Linked DNA regions of Homo sapiens: region 2 is linked to region 1. A link is a loop called in an ENCODE intact Hi-C map of the cell type or tissue named here. Cell type or tissue: HepG2. All regions are shown on one strand. Each heading gives the region's core, and the rest is flanking DNA. Links, peaks and the distances in the headings are about the cores only.

What was found. Peaks named below come from ENCODE experiments on the same cell type or tissue, not always from the same donor. Only the 100,000 strongest peaks of a DNase experiment are listed, where the experiment ranks them.
Region 2: a loop joins it to region 1, with 20 times the contacts of the local background. A loop is called at or near these places in 1 of 110 quality-filtered maps.

Annotation. Positions count from the first base shown.
Region 1 is chr19:35,493,179-35,498,547 of GRCh38, forward strand. It overlaps DMKN (dermokine), which reads right to left. Exons shown (of 16, transcript NM_033317.5): 16 at 4,042-4,360. It overlaps LOC124904703 (a long non-coding RNA gene), which reads right to left and starts at 3,270. Exons shown (of 2, transcript XR_007067242.1): 1 at 2,213-3,270; 2 at 1,414-2,012. RefSeq lists an enhancer at 1,668-2,614. In HepG2, for the core only: a CTCF peak has its summit at 2,360 (motif pointing right); a DNase peak (open chromatin) is centred at 2,383; H3K4me3 peaks cover 398 bases.
Region 2 is chr19:35,417,697-35,423,065 of GRCh38, forward strand. No RefSeq gene overlaps it. Among named protein-coding and RNA genes, the nearest start is that of LINC01531, 15 kb to the left of the region's middle. In HepG2, for the core only: a CTCF peak has its summit at 2,852 (motif pointing right); a DNase peak (open chromatin) is centred at 2,825.

The DNA.
Region 1 (5,369 bases), core at 282-5,281:
CGAAGAATGAAGGTTAGTGGCATCAGCCCCCGAATGAACCTGTGATTGCCTCCGTTTCCAGATGCCTCCAGTAGTATAATCATCTTGCCACACCAAGTATGTGTTTACAGATAGGGTTCCGTTTCTGGATCTAGTGTTCAACATTCTGCTGTTTAAAAATAGGTACTTTTTGTATCATACCTCTAAACACAGGCCAACTGCTTTGTGTGCTCAACCAAAGAAATTCTCTTCCTATGCTGGAAAAAAAGCTGTCTGTGTTGGACTCATGATTTGTTTCCACTTGGCATCTTCCTGGCACCTTCTGAGGGTAGTTTTTTGGGGTTTTGTTTGTTTGTTGTTTTTTGTTTTTGAGACAGAGTCTTGCTCTGTTGCCCAGGCTAGAGTGCAGTGGTATGATCTCGGCTCACTGCAACCTCCACCTCCCAGGAGGAGTGATTCTCCTGTCTCAGTCTCCCGAGTAGCTGGGATGACAGGCGTGCGCCGCCACACCCAGCTAATTTTTGTATTTTTAGCAGAGACGGGGTTTCACCATGTTGGCCAGGATCGTCTCAAATTCCTGACCTCAAGTGATCTGCCTCGGCCTCCCAAAGTGCTGGGATCACAGGAGTGAGCCACGGCGCCCAGCTAGTTCCATCTTGACGTGATTTTTGCTGTAAGCGGCCAACTTTAGAAGCCAGTGTCTCTCTCCAAACTCCTCCCTCTTCCTCCATCTACGCTGCCTGAGTAGTTTGTGTTCCCTGAGTTGGGTTGGGCAGATGGGGAAAGAGAGGGGCAGGGAGTTCTCCCTGGGAGAGGGTCCCAGCAGTTCAGGTGATGGGCTGCAGGAAAATCTGCCCGATACGCAGCTCAGCTTTGGATGAATCACGGAGGGTTAATGGAGTCAGGCAGCCGCAGAGACTGGCTCTGCAACATCACATCTCCAGGTCGGCTTGACTTCCTAGCTCCCTCACTGAGAATACCAGTAAACCTCTGTTTTCCCACAGGCCTGCCCCCACCCCACCCCAAATCTGCCAGAACTTGAGTGTGGGTAGGAGGCGAGGCCCAGCCTGGATTGCCCCATTGTGAGACACACCTAGGGCCTGGCAGCCAGCCTCCTGGGTCTAGGGAGGGAGTGGGGATTCCAAGAGAGAGACACTAGGTTTTCGGGGCCTTGGCGAACACTAGGTGGGAAGCCGGGAATCCTGGGAGAGAGAGGGGACTGGGATGTGGAGTATTAGGGGGCAGAACTCAGGGCATCCCTGTCCCATCCCTTCCTCCCTCCGTCGGTGTTGTCACAACCAAGAAAGCAGCCTCATCCACCAGCAGGTGTGGTTTCTTCCTTTGCCGCCCACCCTATGTGCCCGGTGCTTAAACCTCTCCCAGGAAGTCTTCCTGGATTGGTCCCACTTAATTCCAATCCCTCTCTCCATTGGCTAATTTGTAAATATTTATTTGGCTCTTGGTACTGGGGGCTGTAGATGGACAAAAGACCTGCCCTACAGATCCCATGTCCTAGCGAAGGAGACATCATAATGTAACCAAAAATAGATACGCAAACAAGATGACTTCAGAGAAGGACAGGTGCTGCGAAGAAAACGGGGCCATATGATGCTGACAGGGTTTCCTTGGTCGATGGCCTGAGGGCCGAGTGCGGTGGCTCGCACCTGTAGTCCCAGCACTTTAGGGGGCTGAGGCAGGAGGATCACTCAAGCCCAGGAGTTCCAGACCAGCCTGGGCAACATGGCAAGACCCCGTCTCTATTAAAATACAAATTTTAAAAGGTGGCCCAGGGAGGGACATTTGAAATTAGTCCTAAAAGCAGATGAAGCTCTGGCTTTCTGAAGACCTTGGTAACAGCCGCCCATGTTCCCTGATGGCCTGTGCCAGTAGGCCCAGAGGGACGTTAGAGAGGGAGGCCAGGCCCATCGCATAGAGCCGTAGTGAGGAATGGGGATTTTATTCCAGGGCTAATGAGAAGCTGGTGGTAGGTTCCGAGCAGGGGCTCCTTCTAGGGCGTTGTGGAAGAACGGGATCTAAAGAATAAGATGGAAGTTGGGGATTCAGGAGGTCACTGGAGGAGCCCTGAAGGGAGAAAGGGGTACCCACCCTTCACTGGAGGGCCCCTCATGCCAGGGGACCTTAGCCTGCCTCGGGTGTCACTCTAAGCTTTCAAGAGCCGCTTTCAGCTCTTTGGGCCAAGAACATCTCACGAGCCAAGAACCGTGTTGCTCACCTCCGCGTCTCCCCCGGTGCCTCAGTGACTGGGCTGAGGAGACTTCAGCTCCCCACGGGTTTCCACCCCCACCCACGCTCCGGGAAGCTCTCTGTGCAGCGAGGACGGAGCGTCCTCCCTGGGAGGGCCCCGCGCTCTCCCCCCTGTGGCCTCTAGGAGGTACTGCAAGGCCCTCCTATGGCGTTGAACTCCGGAGGACAAGTGCAAACCAGCATCAGGATTTCAGGACCCAGGAGAGAAGGGAGGCCAAGCAGAGGAGCGGCCCTCCCAGGCAGGCCGACTGGGTCAGCTCGGTCTCCTCAAGTCAGTTTTGGGCCGGGTTTCTTTCACGTATACATGCACTGTTTGAGGCCCTGTGCCTGTCCTGTGGGTGGAGAGTGACCTAGGCAGATGGGGGCCATGCCCTCAGGGAACTCAAACCTGGAGGGAGTCACTTAGGCTGGCAGGGCGCCTCCTGTCCACCTTTTACTTCCTGTCCCCTGCAGGGATCCCAGGGGGACAAAGGGGTGGGGGATCCTTAATCCGGGCATGTTGGACCAGCTTGGTGGGACTTAGGGGCTCCTACTGCAGACCCCCAGCCCAGTCCCAAGGGCTCTTCAGCGTGGGATAAGCCTGGCTCAGCCTGCGCCGCAGCCTCTCCTGTTTCATTGGTACAGTGATGGGGTGGAAGTGTTCTGCCTCCCTCCCTCTGCATCCTGGAAACACAGGGCAGTCAGTGCCCGTGATAAGGCCCTGGGTTAGATCCAGTGCCCCCAACTTCCTAAGCGCGTCTCCCCAACCACGCCCCCATCCCCACGGCAGCCTGTCCATGTGGAGAAGCACAGTCTCTATCAGCACCTCGCTCCTGTTTCCTGCCCTCTCCCTGACCTTCTGGGACTGACCTCCCGTTTTGAACAACCTCTTTCCCCCTGCTCCTGACTTGAATATTTCCATTGTCGCTTTTTCAGGCCAACAAAACACCTGTGGCTGCTTCAAGTGCAAAAAGAACAGTACTCAGGCCGGTCGCAGTGGCTCACGCCTGTAATCCCAGCACTTTGGGAGGCCGAGGCGGGCGGATCACGAGGTCAGGAGATGGAGATCATCCTGGCTAACACGGTGAAACCCCGTCTCTACTAAAAAATACAAAAAATTAGCCGGGCGTGGTGGCGGGCGCCTGTAGTCCCAGCTACTCGGGAGGCTGAGGCAGGAGAATGGCGTGAACCTGGGAGGCGGAGCTTGCAGTGAGCGGAGATCGCGCCACTGCGCTCCAGCCTGGGTGACAGAGCGAGACTCCGTCTCAAGAAAAAAAAAAAAAGAACAGTATTCAAGCCGGGCATGGTGGCTTCCGCCTGTAATCCCAGCAACTTTGGGAGGCTGAGGCGGGTAGATCACCTGAGGTCAGGAGTTCAAGAACACCCTGGCCAACATGGTGAAACCCCATCTGTACTAAAGATACAAAAATTAGCCAGGTGTGGTGGCGCATGCGTGTAATCCTAGCTACTCAGGAGGCTGAAGCAGGAGAATTGCATGAATCCAGGAGGCGGAGGTTGCAGTGAGCCGACATCGTGCCACTGCACTCTAGCCTGGGCCACAGAGTGAGATTGAGTCTCTAAAAAAAGAATGGTATTCAGATATAGGTTGGGCAATGATTTTTTTTTTTAACAGATGAGGAAACTGAGGCACAATGCAGGCTTCTTGTCAGAAATAAAACCCAGGTCTCATCTCTCTCAGCCTCTGTGCTTTATACCAGTTTCAGGCAGAAGGCAGATTAGCTGCCCCTGAATCACTCTTCCATCCTCCCTGAGCCAGGCCATCAACATAGCATTAAAGAATAAAATTTGAGAAAGTCGTAGGGAAACAAGATTCATGTTTTATTTCCACAGAGAAACTCAAAAGTAGGAAGCTCCTCCTTCCTGGAGAACTGTCACAGTGACTTCAGGTCACCAAAGGGAGGAGGTACAGAAAGATGCTGGTGTATGTGACGAGGCTGGTGGCCACTGAAGCACCACAGTGCAGTGGGAAGAAACAAGGAGAGACAAGCTGGGTCCCCAGCCTAGGAAACAGAGGTGTGGCAGCCGGGCCAGGGCTGGCACAGGCTGGGGGCCAAGGGGAGGAGCTCCCTGACGACCAGTGCTTTTCGGGGCCTCGGTGGTGGTTGCAAGAAATTGCCTAGAAGAAAGAAAATCAAATGGTAGCACGTGGCCACTCCTAAGCCTGCGGAAACGGGGCATCTTTTCACCCAGCGTCTGGGCACCCACCATTCTTTTGCTGTCCTACCTGTTCGCCTGTGGTGCCCCTCACTTTTGCTCCGCCTAAAACAGAGTTTGTGGTTCTGCCGAGCCAAGCTATCACCTCTCGCCCATGCAGCCTCGCTGCGTCCCACCTCTGAACCCTTCCACCAGGAGGCTCTTTTCTCCACAGTTCCCCTGTAACATCTCTATCCCGGTCCCTGTGCTCCATCTAGAACACCATCTTCTCAGAGCTGTGCCTATGTGGTCCCACCCTAAGGTGCTTTCCGAGGGTCCTAGGTCATTTTCTTTCTTCTTTCTCTCTTGCTTGCTTTCTTTCCCTCTTTCTCTCTCTCTCTCTTTCTCTCTTTCTTTCCAGACAGGGTCTCCCTCTGTTGCCCAGACTTGGAGTGCAATGGTGTGATCATAGCTCACTGCAGTTTTGAACTCCTGGGCTCAAGCGATCTTCCTGCCTCTGCCTTCCAAGTAGCTAGAACTACAGGCATGTGTCACCATGCCTGGCTAAGGTTTTTCATTTGTTTGTTTGTTTGTTTTGAGACAAGGTCTCACTGTGATTGCCCAGGCTGGAGTGCAGCGGTGCAATCGCAGTTCGCAGCAGCCTCAACCTCCCAAGCTCAGGTGATTCTCCCACCTCAGCCTCCAGAGTAGCTGGGATTACAATCATGCACCACCTCACCTGGCTAATTTTTTGTATTTTTAGTAGACGGGGTTTTGCCATGTTTCCCAGGCTGGAATGGTTTGTTTTGTTTTGGTTTGTTTTGTTTTGTTCTTTTAGAGATGGGGTCTTGCTATATTGCCCAGTCTGGTCTCAAACTCCCAGACTCAAGTGATCCTCCCACCCCAGCCTCCCAAAGCACAGAGATTACAGGCATGAGCCACTGCACCCAGCCCTAGATCACTTTATTATGGGTCTTTCTCCACACCCCACC
Region 2 (5,369 bases), core at 126-5,125, 76 kb before region 1:
GAATGATGGGCTGTGTGAGGAGCCCTGGCCCTCTGCGGACATTTTAATAAGTGGCCCCACTTTCTTAGGTGCTCATGTGTCCGGGGATTCTAGGGAGGTTTTGTGAGGCTGAGCTAAAAAAAATAACCAATTCCAGCTAGGCACAGGGGCTCACGCCTGTAATCCCAGCCCTTTGGGAGGCTGGGGTGTGAGGATTGCTTAAGGCCAGGAGGTCAAGGCTACAGTGAGCCATGATTGTGCCGCTGCACTCCAGCCTGAGCAAGAGGGTGAGACCCTGTCTCAAGAAACAAGCAAACAAAAATAACCTATTCCACTTTGACCCTGAATAGGGAAAACTGACCAAACAAGGAGAGTAGCCAGAGGCAGGGATGGAAGCATAGGAGAAACTGGCAGTGGACAAGCTCCTTTGGAATAATCCACCAAGAGAGGAAATGAAACAGAATGCCTGAATGAATTATGAAAGCAGAACAAAGTCTGAAAGAATAATCAGGGCTTGAGATCTAGAAAGGATCAATGAGATTTGTGGGAACAGACTTTCAGGGGAAACACAGAGGGCTAAGCGGCCTGAGAAACAGCTCAACTCTTGACCTTCCTCTTCCTGACACATAGCAAGCTCAAGTGTAAAAGTTCTTGGTTCCTGGGGGATCCCGAAATGGCAGAGGTGGCTGTATCTATGCACCTTATTCAACAAGTTGGTAAAAGTCCACTTAAGGCTGATCACCAAGAGCTGCCTGCTTAGAAACAGGAGGAAGCTAGATACCTAAAATACTCCCAGCACGTCCTGGGAGATGACACCCTAAGCTCTCACCTGGGAAAGGAAAAGGATGAGAGACCCAGGTGACTGCAGGTTCACCTTGCTGGGGAACAAGGTTTTCTCACCTTCATTTCCAGTGCGGGAGGGAAACCAGAATAGCAAAAGATCAAGAAAACTGAACAAAAACTAGAAGAGAAATTGGTGGAGGGATGACAGAGGTTGAAATGGGAAGGCACCAAGCAGAATCAGGTATCCTCTACAGAGCAGAGAATTGCCCTGAGCACAGAATGCTATATCATTTTCTCAAAGTCACAGAGCTGGGAATTGCCAACAGTGGGACTGGGATCCAGATCTGCTCCCCTCATTACTTATTCTCCCTGGATTTCTCTTCAGAGTGGAGCAATGCCCTGGCATTCAACTCGTCTGTGATATGACAGTCCTCACACTCTGTGTAGTGACCTACTATGAGTGGTACCTGGGCGCTGCCTGCCTAGAATTCATCCCTCCTTCTTCTGGTAGCAGCATCCCAATTTTCCTCTAGTTAACCACTCCCCCTCTACTCTTGGTCTGTGGGATGTGGGGAGGGGGACAGGGGGAGAAGGGGAGGTTGGCCCCATTATCACTGCAGGGCATGCAACCCAGACTTGGCAATCTCAGTCCATCTAGAGTCAATCTTTTCTAGACTCTTCTAGACTAATTCAGAAAGCAGCTTTCTCTTTCCACAGGGTGGTTAGGAAGGTAGAAGGTAATCCTGGAGCTTCCCGCCACCACGCAGGAGGAATTTGCCTGAGAGCAAAGCCAGCATAGAGAAGCAGAGCTGAGTCATGGAGACAGGTGGCTGAAAGTTTCATTTCGGCATATGGATCTCACCATTCCTGAAGCCACTTTCAACTCTTCAATTTCATAGCTAATAAATTCTCATTTTTGCACAATTAGCTGAAGCAAGGTTTTTTGTTACCTGGAAGCAATGAATGCAAATGTTTTTTAGGTAATTTGTTAATAGTAATAAAAGATAAAGAATATAATAATAAAGAATAGGGGCATTTCCAGGGCCGGGCACAGTGGCTCACACCTGTAATCCCAGTACTTTGGGAGGCCGAGGCGGGCAGATCACTTGAGGTCAGGAGTTGGAGAACAGCCTGGCAAAACCCCGTCTCTCCTAAAAATACAAGAATTAGCCAGGCGCAGTGGCACACACCTGTAATCCCAGCTACTTGGGAGGCTGAGGCAGGAGAATCGCTTGAACCCGGGAGGCAGAGGTTGCAGTGAGTCAAGATCACACCACTGCACTCTAGCCTGGGAGATGGAGCAAGACTACATCTCAAAAAAGAAAAAGAATAAAGTCATTTCTGAATTGTATCTTTTATGATTTTAAAAAATGAATCAGAGAAGATTCAAGGCACATTCTGACATGCAAGGGTTACAGTCACAGCCCATGGGCCAGGCATGGCACTTCACCCCAGTATGCTGGCGACGGCCCTCTCTGCACCAATAAATCAGATGCCTGCTTAACAACTATTTCAATCAGAAGTGCATTCTGCAGTTTTGAAAGTTTCCACACGTATTATCACTCCTCAGTCATAAAACAATCTGATGAAGTTAGTTTCTAATGCCTTTTTTTTTTTTTTTTTTGAGACAAAGTCTCGGTCTGTCACCCAGGCCAGAGTGCAATGGCATGATCTTGGCTCACTGCAGCCTCCGCAGTTCAAACAATTCTCCTGCCTGAGCCTCCTGAGTAGCTGGGATTACAGGTGTGCACCACCATGCCCAGCTAATATTTGTATTTTTAGTAGAGACGGGGTTTCACCATGTTGGCCAGGCTGGTCTCGAATTCCTGACCTCAAATGATCTGCCAACCTCGGCCTCCCAAAGTGCTGGTATGACAGGCCTGAGCCACTGCACCTGGCTCTGACCACACGTCTTCCATCAAGGACTTACATCATTCTTTTTGGCCACCCAGAACCTCTGAACTCCCTGCCTGTGAATCTACGCCTGCCCAAGGGAGAAGCAGAAACTTGCTTTCTCAGAGTCGGCTCCCATGTAGGGCACAGGCATGTGACCAAAGTCCAGCCAGTTACCAAGCCCAGGTGGGGGCAGTGCAGCATAGCTGTGACGTTAGGCCCGGAGGCCACTCTAGGGAGCTGGCAGCACACAGCCAGCTGCCAGGGCGGCAGAGAGAGGTGCCGAGGGTGTGGCAGCAGTGCCCAGCGTGTGAACCGCAGAGTGTGCGCCAGTGGTGGAGGTGGTGGTGTCTGCAAGGGTATCATCCAGGCATACCCTCCAAGCCTGGTGTTCTGGCTGGCCTGGAGATTCCACAAGCTACCTAATACCCTTTAAAAACAAAATTCCTAGGCTGGGTGGGATGGCTCACGCCTGTAATCACAGTGTCTGGGGAGGCCGAGATGGGAGGATGGCTCCAAGTGAGAGGATCTCTGGAGGCCAGGAGTTTGAGATCAGCCTGGGCAACATAGTGAGATCCCATCTCTATAAAAATAATTTTAAAATAAAATAAATAGGCCGGGCATGGTAAGCTCACACCTGTGATCCCAGCACTTTGGGAGGCCAAGGCAGGCAGATCACCTGAGGTCAGGAGTTCGAGACCAGCCTGGCCAACATGATGAAACCCTGTCTCTACTAAAAATACAAAAATTAGCCGGGTGTGATGGTGGGCGCCTATAATCCCAGCTACTTGAGAGGCTGAGGTGGGAGAATGCTTGAACCTGGAAGGCAGAGATTGCAGTGAGCCAAGTTCGCACCACTGCTCTCCAGCCTGGGCGATAGAGCAAGACTCCATCTCAAAAAAAGTAAAAAATAAATAAAATAAATAAGAACAAAATTCCTTTTCCGCTTAACCTGACAAGAGGAGAGTCTGCTGTCTGTAGTGGGAAACCTGACAGATACAATCAGGAGAGCATCCAAGGTCTCCAGGCGGACAGTCCTCTGCAGCTGCATCCTGTCTGTGCCATTGGTCCCTCTGCCAGCCTCTTGGCCATGTGTGTAGCCTGGGAAGAATGCTGCCCTGCTCCACCTGCTGTGGCAACTGCCACTATGCGAGATGGCCAGGCTGCTCCAGCTCCCACAGTGGCTCGTGGTCTGTGCCTCCGTCAGTCTGGCTTCTCCTGGGGCAGCGGCTACCGGCTGGACTCTGGCCCAGGAACAGGGCTTTCCCTGTGCTCGCCTGCACCTCGCACCATGGTCCTGGCCCCACGACGACTGAATCTGCCAGTCTCCACTCCCCTGTGCACTTTCTGCACTACAGCAGTGGGATGTGGTGACAGGAACACTAAAGGATTGAATGCCGGGATCCTGGAGGGAAATTGAAGCTGCTGGTGCTTCTGCCTGGGTCCTAGGGGAGCAGGAAACACTGTGGAGTACTTACTGTGGGCTCAGCACAGTTCCATTTTAATTGACAAATAATAATTGTATCTATGTATGGGATACAATATGATGTTTTGATCCATGTTTACAACGTGGAATGATTAAATCAGGCCAATTAAACACATCCATCACCTCACATACTCATCCTTTTCTTGCAGTGTAAACATTTAAAATCTCTTTTCACGGCTTTGAAATATACATTACATTATTATTTATTATAAACACCATTATGTGCAATTGATCACTAAAGCTGACTCCTCCTAACTGAAACTTTGAAGTCTTCAGTCAGCGTCTTCCCTTTCCCCATCCAGCCCCTTCCCCCAGCCTCTGGTAACCAGCATACTTCTCGCCATGAGATCTGCTTCTAGATCGGCTTTTTAAGATTCTCCATGTAAGTGAGATCATGCAGCACTTGCCTTTCTGTGCCTGGCTTATGTCGCTGAGCAGAAGGCCCTCCAGGCTCATCTATGCTGCCACAAATGACAGGGTTTCTTTCTTTTTCAAGGCTGACTAGTATTCCACTGTGTATCTACACCACATTTTCTTTTCTTTTCTCTTTTGAGATGGAGTTTTTGCTCTGTTGCCCAAGCTGGAGTGCAGTGGCACGATCTTGGCTCACTGCAACCTCCACCTCCTGAGTTCAAGTGATTCTACCACCTCAGCCTCCCAAGTACCTGGGATTACAGGTGCCCGCCACCACACCCGTCTAATTTTTGTATTTTTAGTAGAGATGGGGTTTCACCATGTTGGCCAGGCTGGTCTCCAACTCCTGACCTCAAGTGATCTGCCTGCCTCAGCTTCCCAAAGTGCTGGGATTACAGGTGTAAGCCACCGCGCCTGGCCCACATTTTCTTTAGCGATTGACCTGATGATGGATATCTAGGTTGCTTCCTCATCTTGGCCATTGTGAATAACACTGCAATGGACATGGGTGTGCAGGCATCTCTTTGACATACTGATTTCAATTCCTTTGGATTTACACCCAGCAGGGGGATTTCTGGATCATATGGCAGTGCTACTTTTACTTTTCTGAGGAAACTCCGTACTGTTTTCCATAATAACTGTATTAATTTACATTTCCGTCAACAGTTCGGCGCTATTTCAAAGGTTTCCTGTGCTCTAAAGCACTCTATTAGGCTCTCGTTGCAGGGATTTGGGGAAAAAAAGACACTCCCTTGTCCAGAGACATGGACACCTGCTCGCATCCCAATTTGCCTGTCATTCACTCCTTCATCAA